4 separate regions of the Homo sapiens genome follow, and regions 1, 2 and 4 are each linked to region 3. A link is a contact called in ENCODE Hi-C or POLR2A ChIA-PET data. All regions are on one chromosome and are shown on one strand. Each heading gives the region's core, a stretch centred on a gene start or an enhancer-like site at or near the end of the contact. The rest is flanking DNA. Distances are from core to core; before and after follow the strand shown.

Region 1 (2,700 bases), core at 64-2,563, 140 kb before region 3:
CTTGATGCCCAGGCTGGAGTGCTGTGGTGTGATCTTGGCTCACCACAACCTCCGCCTTCCGGATTCAAACGATTCTCCTGCCTCAGCCTCCCGAGTAGCTGGGATTACAGGCATGTGCCACCAACGCTTGGCTAATTTTGTATTTTTAGTAGAGACAGGGTTTCTCCATTTTGGTCAGGCTGGTCTTGAACTCCTGACTTCAAGTGATCCGCCCACCTTGGCCTCCCGAAGTGCTGGGATTACAGGCATGAGCCACCACGCCCGGCCTAGAGGAGGCTTTACTACTATGTCTGCTTAGAACACAATGTTTTCCCTGCTTAGAATGTTTAAAATGATGGTTAAATTTAGAAAGCAGGCCTTAATTTATTTTGTCTATGATATAACTCAGATACAGAACTGTTGAAGTAATGCAATTACTCTTTATAATATTATTTAAAATTTTAATCAAAATACATATATATGATACATAACATAATACATGTATTTATTCTATATAATTATATATATACATTTATAGTCTATATGTATATATTATATATTTTATATATATATATATTTTTTTTTTTTTTGTCACCCACACTGGAGTGCAGTGGTGTGATCTTGACTAACTGCAGCCTCAACCTCCTGGACTCAAGTCATCCTCCCACCTCAGCCTCATGAGTATCTGGGACTACAGGTCACCATGCCTGGCTAATTTTTTTTTTTTTTTTTAGACAGAGTCTTGCTCTGTCGCCCAGGCTGGAGTGCAGTGGCGTGATCTTGGCTCACTGTAAGCTCCGCCTCCCAGGTTCAGGCCATTCTCCTGCCTCAGCCTCCCAAGTAGCTGGGACTACAGGCGCCCGCCACCAAGCCCAGCTAACTTTTTGTATTTTTAGTAGAGATGGGGTTTCACTGTGTTAGCCAGGATGGTCTCGATCTCCTGACCTCGTGATCTGTCTGCCTCGGCCTCCCAAAGTGCTGGGATTACAGGCGTAAGCCATTGTGCTTGGCCTTAATTTTTGTATTTTTTGTAGAGACAGGGTCTTGCCACGTTGGCCAGGCTGGTCTCGAACTCCTGGGCTCAAACAATCTGCCTGCCTTGGCCTCCCAAAGTGCCGGTATTACAGGTGTGAGCCACTACGCTCGGCCTCTATATTTCTAAATAATACATTTCTACAACTTCTTCTTGATTTATCAAGTTTAGATACTGATTGACTCCTGGGTAGGATTTGGTGGCCTCTGGCCCAGTTCTAGGAGGCAGTCTCTACACCCTCATTTCTGAGTGACAGGAATGACTGGTATCACGGGGCCACACCTGACTTTATGCTAGCAAGATGACTCAACATGGGGCTGGCCACACCAGAAAGACAGCATGGGGTTAGAGGCCTGGGGCTGTGTGCCTGGTGAACTCAGCTGACTTCCTGGGAGGTGAAGGGCTGGAGGCTGAGCTCAGCTACGTGGCCAGTGATTCAGTCAACTGTGCCCATGCAACGAAGCCCCAATAAAAACTGAACACCACAGCCCAAGTGAGCGCCCCTGGCTGGCAGTACCCTGAGGAGCGTCCCACCTCAGAGCTCGGAGGGTGATGCGTCCCTGAGGACAGGGAAAGCTTTGCACATGGAAACCTCCCAGACTTTGCCCTGCACATCCTTCCAACAAGCATCCTTTCCTCCAATTGACTATAATCGTATTAGGGCACGCCCAGTGAGTACTGCGAATGTGTCACCTGAAGAGCTGGGGAGGGTGGATCCTGAACTGTAACCTGCTGGTTAGAAGTGAGGGTGGCCCCAGGGACCCCAAATGTGTGGCTGGTGTCTGCAGCAAAGGCAGTCTTGTGGAGGACTGTGCCCTCAGACTCTGCAGTTTGACAATGTCACTGCAATCCCCTAAGAGGAAAACTAAGTTTCAGCACCAATATCCTAAGCCCCCACTGCACGTTGCCTCGGGTACACTGAGGTTCAGCTCCAGCCTTATTTTGACCTGGTCAGTGCTAGGCCCAACAGTGGCTCTTTTCCTTTGTGTCGATCCTGCTTGAGGTTTATTGAGCTTCTTGTATCTGTGGGTTTATCGTTTTCATCAAATCTGGGAAATTCAAGGGCATTAATTTTGAAATCTTTTCTGCCCCCCGACAACCTCTTACTAGGATTCCAATCACAGGCATATTAGAATCGCTGATGTTTGTCTCAGTTTGCTGAGGCCCTTCTCGTTTTTTTCATCATTTTTTTCTTTTGGTGCTTCAGTTCAGCTAGTTTCCACTGTTATAATCTCAAACTCACTCAACTCCCGCAAAGTCTACTCTGATATTCGGCCCAACAAGTAATTTTTCATTCTAGATACTGCATTTCAGCTTTAATTCACTGGATTATTTATATAACACCCATTTATCTCTGCATTGTTTTCCCTGAATCCTTGAGCACATGCATAGTCGCTGCCTTAACATCCTTGTCTGCGAATTCCATCATCTCTGTCATTTCTGCGTCTGTTTTGTACAGAGTGATTTTTCTCTGGGCTATGGGTCACATTTTCCTGGTTCTTGGCATATCTAGTAATTCTTGATTGGGCACTGGGCATTTCAGTGCCATGTTGCATGTCTTGACTTTGTTACTGTCTTTTAAAGAGTGTTGGCCGGGCGAGGTGGCTCACGGCTGTAATCCCAGCACTTTGGGAGGCCGAGGCAGGTGGATCACCTGAACCTGAGGTCAGGAGTTTGAGACCAGCCTG
Region 2 (2,700 bases), core at 182-2,681, 200 kb before region 3:
AGGCAGAGGTTGCAGTGAGCCGAGATCGTGTCACTGCGCTCCAGCCTGGGTGACAAGAAAGACTCCGTCTTAAAAAAAAAAAAAAATTAGCCGGGCGTGGCGGCGCGCGCCTACAGTCCCAGCTATTCGGGAGGCTGAGGCAGGAGAATCGCTTGAACCGGGGAGGCGGAGTTTGCAGTGAGCCGAGATCGTGCCACTGCACTCCAGTCTGGCGACAGAGCGAGACTCTGTCTCAAAATCAATCATTCAATCAATCTGCTCTCAGTGTCTCGAGGCGGGCTTTCACCAAACGTCAACCTCACATCTATTCCGCGACCGGGTCAGTAAGGAAGGGCCCAGCGGTCGTCGAACTACCACAGCTATTTCGGCCCCGCCCCGTCCCGCCCCCAGCTTTGGACCCACCCTTTCCCCCGCTTCTTGCCCTCTTGGGAGCTCTGTTCCCCTTTGGCATCGCCCGGGGACACCAATTAAATGCAGCTTCACACTGTGACTGCCCCTGGGAACCCTCATTTTATTTTATTTATTTATTTATTTTTGAGAAGGAGTCTCGCTCTGTCGCCCAGGTGGAGTGCAGTGGCTGATCTCGGCTCACTGCAACCTCCGCCTCCCGAGTTCAAGCGATTCCCCTGCCTCAGCCTCTGGAGTAGCTGAGATTACTGGCGCGCACCAACACGTCCAGCTAATTTTTGTATTTTTAGTAGAGATGCGGTTTCCCCATGTTGGTCACGTTGGTCTCGAACTCCTGACCTCGTGATCTGCCCGCCTCGGCCTCCCAAAGTGCTGTGATTACAGGTGTGAGCCACCGCGCCCGGCCGGAACCCTCATTTATTCTATTTTTTTTTGAGACGGAGTCTCGCTCTGTCGCCCAGGCTGGAGTGCAGTGGCGGGATCTCCGATCACTGCAAGCTCCGCCTCCCGGGTTCGCGCCCTTCTCCTGCCTCAGTGTCCCGAGTAGCTGGGACTACAAGCACCCGCCACCACGCCCGGCTAATTTTTTGTATTTTTAGTAGGGGCGGGGTTTCACCGTGTTAGCCAGGATGGTCTCGATCTGCTGACCTCGGGATCCGCCCGCCTTGGTCTCCCAAAGTGCTGGGATTACAGGCGTGAGCCACAGCGCCGGGCCCGGAATCCTCGTTTTAAATAAGGGCCACGCCGGAGTTTGATTTTGAACTGATCGGCCAACGCCACCTGGCAGCATACTGTACTGCTTAACTACGCTTCCAGCTTCGTCCCTCGCCAGGTCCCGCCTGGATCCTGCGCCCCGCCCCCGTCCCCACACTCTACGCGCCCCGCCCTCCGCGCTCAGCCGACTGGGGCCTTGTAAAGGAACCGGAACCCGGCGGGAGAGAGCCCCGGGGGCGGGGTGTACGTGGTGCGGCACTGCGCGTGCGCGCGAGGCCTCTTGCGTCATTTAGCCGCGCCTAGGTTTTCCGGCGCCGGCCCTAGGTCCCGGCAGCGGTGGTGACGGCGGTGCCGGAGGTTGTCCTTGGCAGGTTTTCCTCGGCGCTTCTCCATGGAGGAGGCGGTGCGAACGGCTTCAGCCCCGAATGCTCGCATCTCCCACTGGACGGCGACGAAGGCGGTGGCCGTGCGAGCGCAGGACTGGGCGGCCTGTGTGGGGGTGTGAGCCGCGGTGCCCAAGGCTGCGCCGGCGAGGGGAAGCCGCGCGGCCGGCCGGCCGACTAGGGTGAGGTCGCCACTCCTTCCTTTCAGGCAAGCGCGAAGGGGCTGACTTGGTGGCGAGCCAGCCCGCCTTGTGTCGGAGAAGGGTTCTTCGGGCAACTTTCCTTTCCGGGTGTTCTGAAGCGGTTTTCCTGTAATCCTCAGTGAGGAAACCCACCGTGAATCGGATTGCCGTTCAGTCCCACGGAAGCCTGGCTCGTTGGCCATGTCGGGGACGCATGTTCATTAAGTTCATTAAAATAATTTCATTTGTCTTGGTGAGTTTTAGAAGGTGGCTTCAGCTGCTGCGGGGATCATAACTGACAGTTAAACAAGCCTTAGAAGTCTGCTGTGACGTTTTGAGCCTGACTGTTTTAATTTCCTTTTATAAAATCACGGAATCCTATTTCCCTCTCTATACAATTGCTCAAAACTGTGTGTTTAGTTTGGTGTTTGTGCCTCCTTAATTTCTTTTCTAGGTTGTTAGTTCATTTAATACAGGACTGCATGTTAAGTTCTGTTTCTAGAAATCCTGTGTATAGCCATGTGCCCGGTTAATACTTTTTTTAGTAAGAGGAAATATCAGAGTCGAGAGTTTCCATTCCAGTAAGCTGCCTGTCGAAGCAGTAGTTGTGCTCGATTGAGTAGGTTTTATGTTGATTGGTTGGCAAAATGAGTATGAAGGCTAGTAACCAAATTATAAAACGTACTTAGTAACTTTAAGTCTTTTGCCTACTTCTGTGTTTTCTTCTTTCTAGGCTGGAGCTACTCGGCCAGGGTTTAAGACTTTAAATGAGAATAAAGGGTGGTATTTACGAGGAAATGAGAGTGAATAAGTCATCTCTAACCTCTCCCAGCCTTTTTTTCATAAGAGAGACCATATTAAACTTACATGTAAGTTAAAATTGTAATTTATAACTAATATTGTTGCATAGTTAGGGTTGGAGATTTAGGTTCTGTAATATTTATAAGTACAGTACTGCTTTGAAAAATTATTAGCCAAGTGAGAGGTTGGAAAAAATTAAATCTAACATGTAT
Region 3 (2,700 bases), core at 77-2,576:
GAAAAACACATGATTCTAGGCCAGTAAATGGGTGAATGGAACACCACTTTACCTATTATAATTTAGTTCCTGAAATCTGTGAATGAAAATAGTAACCTCCAACGTCTCTCCCAGCTCTAAAATGATGACAATCTGCCTACTGTCATTTAGAAATATTAGTAGAAAAATAACTTGGATTTCAGCATTTAAGTTTCTGTATTGTATAACCTATTTCACACATTGTTTATTTTTATAAGTTACACTTAAGAATTCAGTTTATTACTTCAGAAACTTGGCATGGTTTAAAAGAATCTGAAAGCCCCGTATTCCTATTATAAGCCAACTAGACACTTTATGGCTATGATCATTAAGGTAACTAAGATTACGGATTTTGAAAAACTGTTCATTATTCAAGAAGATTTTTACTGAAATTAAACAGGTAGAATATTAACATTAACATTTTTTTAGTAATAATTTCATTATGGGTAATGACTCTAAAAGTATTAATTTACATCTCCCATAAAGAAAAATAGGAGATCTCACTTTACGTAAATATCTAAATTCTGTAAGTCTTTAAAAATTAGTTACAAGAGAAACTGCATTAGAAATTGTATTAGGTGACTCAGCGTGCTACGTGCCAGGAGCTGTGCAGAGATGCAGCATTCTAGCTGGAGTGGAAGTGGAGGAGACAGTAATGACAGGTTAAATCAGTGTCATGACACGCGTTTTGGAAAAAGGAGAGCAGGGTGAGAGATCTTACACTGGGCTGACCAGGGAGCAGGAGTCAGTGAGAATACAATCTCTTTAATTTAAAAAAAAAAAAAATTATAAACATGGAGTTGCTACGTTGCCCAAGCTGGCCTGGAGTCCCGCCTGGGCCTCCCAGAGCGCTGGGGTTGCAGGCGCGCGCGCCGGCCGGCAAGAAACCCAGTTCACGCTTTCCCCGTGACGATCAGGACGCGTCCCGGGTAACACGCCCTGTGGTGCGCAGGGCACCGCGCCGAGAGCGCTGGCCGGCGGGGAGCAGGCGGTGGCAGGGCCTGCGAAGGCTCCCTGAGGCCGCGCCCGCCTCCGCCCCATGCCCTGCCCCAGCGCGCCCCGACCCCGGGCTGTGCGGGACCCACGCGCGGGCTCCGGGCTGTGGCCGGGAACCCGCCCGCGCGCCGTGCCCCACACCTGAAGTTGGACCAGGCGAAGTTTAGGGCGAGCTGGAAGTTGGGGTCTGCCTCGTCCTGGAGGCCGGCGACACCCCGGACGAGCTCCCGCACGTCGCGCTCCTGCTGCGCGTCCAACCGACTCCACGGTGGCCCGTGCCGCGCCATGTTCCGCGCTCCTGCAGCGCGCGTCTAACGAATTGGTGCCTGTCGCGCGAGAGCTCGGGCTCCTGCCGCAGTCGCCTCCGGAGCTGGCGGCATTCTCGCGAGAGTTCGCGCTCCCGCGCCGGGCGACTTCCAAGCCGACCGCTATTCTCGCGACAGTTCGAGCTCCGGCTGTGGAGGGTACTGCCTGGCGCTGTCCCGTGGTGGGGACTGGAGTGCGCATTTTCTGGTTGCCCGACGGTACGTTTTCTACTGTACTCAGAGTTAGCTGGTGTCATCGTGAATCAGATACATAAGGGTCTCTGGCCGGCCTCGGTGACAGTCAGTGATTTTGAGAGCAGCCCGTTAGGTGCCCGGTCAGCAAATGCATTGGGACCCGCCTTTCCAGGAACCCTGAACTGCTTACCTGCTGAACCCTCCCGGCCCTGCAGCTTCTCCCTCCAGTGATGGTCTCTGCGGATTTCCGTGCCCCATCCACACAACACAGTCACGCTACACACATCCATGCTACACAACCAGCATCAGCGAAGCAGCTGTCCCGACCCGCTAGTAGTGCCTGCTGGCCCTTGCCTCGCCTGTTCCTCAGGGGCGGCTTGGGGGACTTCATGACCCCACCTGGCCAGAGGTGCTGAGGGGGGGAACTTCATAAATGTCACCTGGCCAGAGGTGGTGGGGGAGATTTCATAACCCCACCTAGCCAGAGGTGCTGGGGGGACTTCATAACCACACCTAGCCAGAGGTGCCGGGAGGACTTCATAACCACACCTGGACAGAGGTGCTGGGGGGACATCATAACCTCACCTGCTCAGAGGTGCTAGGGGGTATCATAATCCCACCTGGCCAGAGGTGCTGTGGGGCCATCATAACCCAACCTGGCCAGAGGTGCTGGGGGGACATCTTAACCTCACCTGGCCAGAGGTGCTAGGGGGATATCATAATCCCACCTGGCCAGAGATTCTGGGGGGACATCATAACCCCAGCTGGCCGGAGGTGCCGGGGGGCGGGGGGAACTTCATAACCCCACCTGGCCAGAGGTGCTGGGGGGACATCATAACCTCACCTGGCCAGAGGTGCTAGGGGGTATCATAATCCCACCTGGCCAGAGATGCTGGGGGGCCATCATAACCCCACCTGGCCAGAGGTGCTGTGGGGCCATCATAACCCCACCTGGCCGGAGGTGCTGGGGGGCGGGGGGAACTTCGTAACCCCACCTGGCCAGAGGTGCTGGGGGTGACTTCATAAATGTCACCTGGCCAGAGGTGCTGGGGGGGATTTCATAACCCCACCTGACCAGGGGTGCTGGGGGGACATCATAACCTCACCTGGCCAGAGGTGCTGGGGGGTATCATAATCTGACCTGGCCAGAGATGCTGGGGGGACATCATAACCCCACCTGGCCAGA
Region 4 (2,700 bases), core at 89-2,588, 250 kb before region 3:
GGTGAAACCGCGTCTCTACTCAAAATACAAAAATTAACCCGGGCGTGGTGGCGGACGCCTGTAATTCTAGATACTCGGAGGCTGAGGCCGAGAATCGCTTGAATCCGGGAGGCGGAAGGTTGCAGTGAGCCGAGATCGCGCCATTGCACTCCAGCCTGGGCGACAGAGCGAGACTCTGTCTCAAAAAAACAAACCAACCTGGTAGCTACCTAACACCCAACAATGGCTGAATGGTTAGACAAATTATTATACTGTCATTAGAATAATCATATTTATGTACCGATACAGAAACTGATATATATTAAATAAAAAGGAAATTTCGTATATTGTAATTGGAAACATGTAAAAGTATGTATACATTATGGGAAAACACCTAAAATACTAATAATTAGGTGAGGGTTGTGGAATTGAGTCACTTTAAAAAATATTTTTTTCCAAAAAAAATAAAATAACTTTTTCCTATTTTTCAAGCTTGTAATTTTGTTGTTGTTTCTTTTTTTTTTTTTTTTTGAGACGGAGTCTCGCTCTGTCGCCCAGGCTCGAGTGCAGTTGTGTGATCTCCGCTCACTGCAAGCTCTGCCTCCCGGGTTCACACCCTTCTCCTGGCTCAGCCTCCCGAGTAGCTGGGACTACAGGCCTCCGCCACGACGCCCAGCTAATTTTTTGTATTTTTAGTAGAGACGGGGTTTCACTGTGTTAGCCAGGATGGTCTCGATCTCCTGACCTTGTGATCCACCCGCCTCGGCCTCCCGAAGTGCTGGGATTACAGGCGTGAGCCACCGCGCCCGGCTTGTTGTAGTTTATTAAAACGAGGAAACTAGACTATGGGATCACAAGCCCAGAGCCCCATGTAGCTGACTCTAGCGCCAAGGGCGGAAGAGAAACGCCCAGCGCCAGGGCTCTCCTTCGATCTCTGCAGCGGCGCGCCGGGCTTCGCGCTCCGGTGAGTTGGGCCGGCCTCCGCTGGAGGCTCTTCGGGGACCGCTGCCCGCCGGTGCGTCCTGCCGCGCTCCGCTGCCCGGATATTGCAGAGGACACCACTCAGAAAGTATGCGTGTTTCTCCGCGCTGGAAACTTAACCAGGAGTCCTGCATTTCCATTTGCGAAATCCGGGAACCCCCGCCCCACCCAGCGCCTCACCGGCCCCTCACTGCCGCCGCGTCCGGCGCCACTGCTGTCCCCGCAGCCTAAGGCGCCGGTCCCTGGCACCCCCGTCCCGCCCCCGCCCCTCTTCCTGCTCCTCCCCCACCCGTCCCCCTCCCCTCCCCCGCCCGCGCCTCCCGGTCACCCCCCATCCCGCCCCGCGGGGCGCGGCGCGCAGGCGCAGGCTCGGAGGGCGGGCGCGGGCGGAATGGGGACTGCAGCTGCGGCAGCGGCGGCGGCGGCGGCGGCGGCGGCCGGGGAGGGGGCGCGTAGCCCGAGCCCCGCCGCCGTGTCGCTCGGCCTGGGCGTGGCCGTCGTGTCGAGCCTGGTGAACGGGTCCACGTTCGTGCTACAGAAGAAGGGCATCGTGCGTGCCAAGCGGCGAGGTAGGGCGGGCGGCAGGCGGCAGGCGGCGGGCGGGTGGGGGAGGCGGGCGGCGGAGAAGGCGGTCGCAGGTGGGGGCGCCCGGGTCGGGGCAGGGGACGGGGTCGGGGCCCGGGCCCAGGTTGGGGGAAGGCTGCGCGGGCGGGTGCTCCCCGCGGCGTGCCCAGGCTGCCGCCGCGTCCTGGCGCTCGGGCCCGGGAGCGGCCCAGGAATCACAGGTGCGTCCTGAGCGTCCGGCGCTTCGCCGACGCCACGGCTTTTCTCCGTTCTCAGCGGCTGGAGCGGCTTGCTTTGGTGTGCGGGCTTCCCCGGCTGACTTTTTCCCTCGGTCCAAGACCTGCCCCGCGCCGCCCGGCAGCCCTCGCCGTGGCCCGCAACCCGCGGCCGGGAGCCTCCTGCGGACGCGGTGCTGGGGTGCTCGAGCCCAGCGCCCGCCTGGAAGCGCCGCTTCAGCCGATGCGCGGCCCGCTCCTAGGGTACGCTCGGTAGAGCAAGACCTGGGATTTCCAGTCCCCCGCAGGGGCCTCGCTGGTGCAAAAGGAAGACCCGGGCGGGCTCTCAGGGCTGTGCGTTCCTGGGGTGCTCTTACGGAGCCCGCTGCGCCTTAGACCTGCACCAAATGAATACAAGTGATCTTCAGTTTGGAGAACACGCGCGGCAGATCCAAAACCAAGCCCTGGACGGGCCAAGGCCACTTCCCAGGTGGATGTGCCGCAGCACCGCACTCCGTAGTGCTCTGCGGGGTAGAGCTCTCTGTCAGTGTCGTTTGTGCTGGGAGGCCCCGGACGGGACCGGTTTGCCAATGCAGGATATGGCAGGCTGTGAAACAGTCCGTTTCCATTGCTTCCAGAGGGACTGAGAAAGTCTTGTGGTTCTTGGCCATACTCTTAGAAGAAGAATATTAAGAGCTCTCTGGGAAGGATGTGGCCCCCGACTCTTGGGTTGTGAGAGAAAGTGAACTCGTAATTTACATGGCGGAATGCAGGTGAAACTTTCTCTGAGTGAGCCAGGCGTTGGCTTCAGAGAAGAGATAAAGGGCCCGACAGTCTCGAATGAAAATATAAAATCATGGATAATTTAAGGAATTTAGCTTTAAAGTGAAAGCATAGTGGTCTCCCATACAATTTAAATAGAATTAAATAAAACCAAGTATGATTTTCCAAGGATGCAGAT

The links. Hi-C counts contacts between places; a loop is a spot of excess contacts on that map. ChIA-PET counts read pairs that join two places held with the same protein, here RNA polymerase II (POLR2A). Pooled maps may share reads with other maps.
Region 1: a map of Caco-2 shows a loop between it and region 3 (4-fold over the local background). The contact joins the enhancer-like site here to the promoter of TUBGCP5 in region 3. A Hi-C loop is called at or near these places in 1 of 168 maps with a recorded cell type or tissue (Caco-2) and 1 of 50 pooled maps. POLR2A ChIA-PET finds 5 or more read pairs at or near these places in 3 of 52 experiments (A549, Caco-2 and WTC11).
Region 2: a map of PC-9 shows a loop between it and region 3 (31-fold over the local background). The contact joins the promoter of NIPA2 here to the promoter of TUBGCP5 in region 3. A Hi-C loop is called at or near these places in 21 of 168 maps with a recorded cell type or tissue (B cell, CD14-positive monocyte, CD4-positive, alpha-beta memory T cell and 13 more), 13 of 37 single-sample maps with no recorded cell type and 33 of 50 pooled maps. POLR2A ChIA-PET finds 5 or more read pairs at or near these places in 18 of 52 experiments (A549, A673, BJ and 14 more).
Region 4: a loop to region 3 is called in a map of CD8-positive, alpha-beta T cell, with 12 times the contacts of the local background. The contact joins the promoter of NIPA1 here to the promoter of TUBGCP5 in region 3. A Hi-C loop is called at or near these places in 8 of 168 maps with a recorded cell type or tissue (B cell, CD8-positive, alpha-beta T cell, HepG2 and 4 more), 9 of 37 single-sample maps with no recorded cell type and 21 of 50 pooled maps. POLR2A ChIA-PET finds 5 or more read pairs at or near these places in 9 of 52 experiments (A673, AG04450, CD4-positive, alpha-beta T cell and 5 more).

What each region holds. Positions count from the first base shown.
Region 1 is chr15:22,894,323-22,897,022 of GRCh38, forward strand. All of the region lies in intron 22 of CYFIP1 (cytoplasmic FMR1 interacting protein 1), which reads right to left. Among named protein-coding and RNA genes, the nearest start is that of NIPA2, 57 kb to the left of the region's middle. RefSeq lists enhancers at 1,150-1,239, 1,430-1,539. Within about 2 kb of position 1,314, at least 4 of the 41 ENCODE cell types and tissues checked have a DNase peak (open chromatin) inside an H3K27ac peak, as active enhancers do.
Region 2 is chr15:22,837,235-22,839,934 of GRCh38, forward strand. It overlaps NIPA2 (NIPA magnesium transporter 2), which reads left to right and starts at 1,432. Exons shown (of 8, transcript NM_030922.7): 1 at 1,432-1,687; 2 at 2,421-2,556. RefSeq lists an enhancer at 1,329-1,558.
Region 3 is chr15:23,038,243-23,040,942 of GRCh38, forward strand. TUBGCP5 (tubulin gamma complex component 5) reads right to left here and starts at 1,327. Exons shown (of 23, transcript NM_052903.6): 1 at 1,156-1,327. The coding sequence starts at 1,301.
Region 4 is chr15:22,785,306-22,788,005 of GRCh38, forward strand. NIPA1 (NIPA magnesium transporter 1) reads left to right here and starts at 1,339. Exons shown (of 5, transcript NM_144599.5): 1 at 1,339-1,529. The coding sequence starts at 1,352. RefSeq lists silencers at 1,011-1,244, 1,207-1,566, 1,637-1,786, 1,797-1,926 and an enhancer at 2,277-2,386.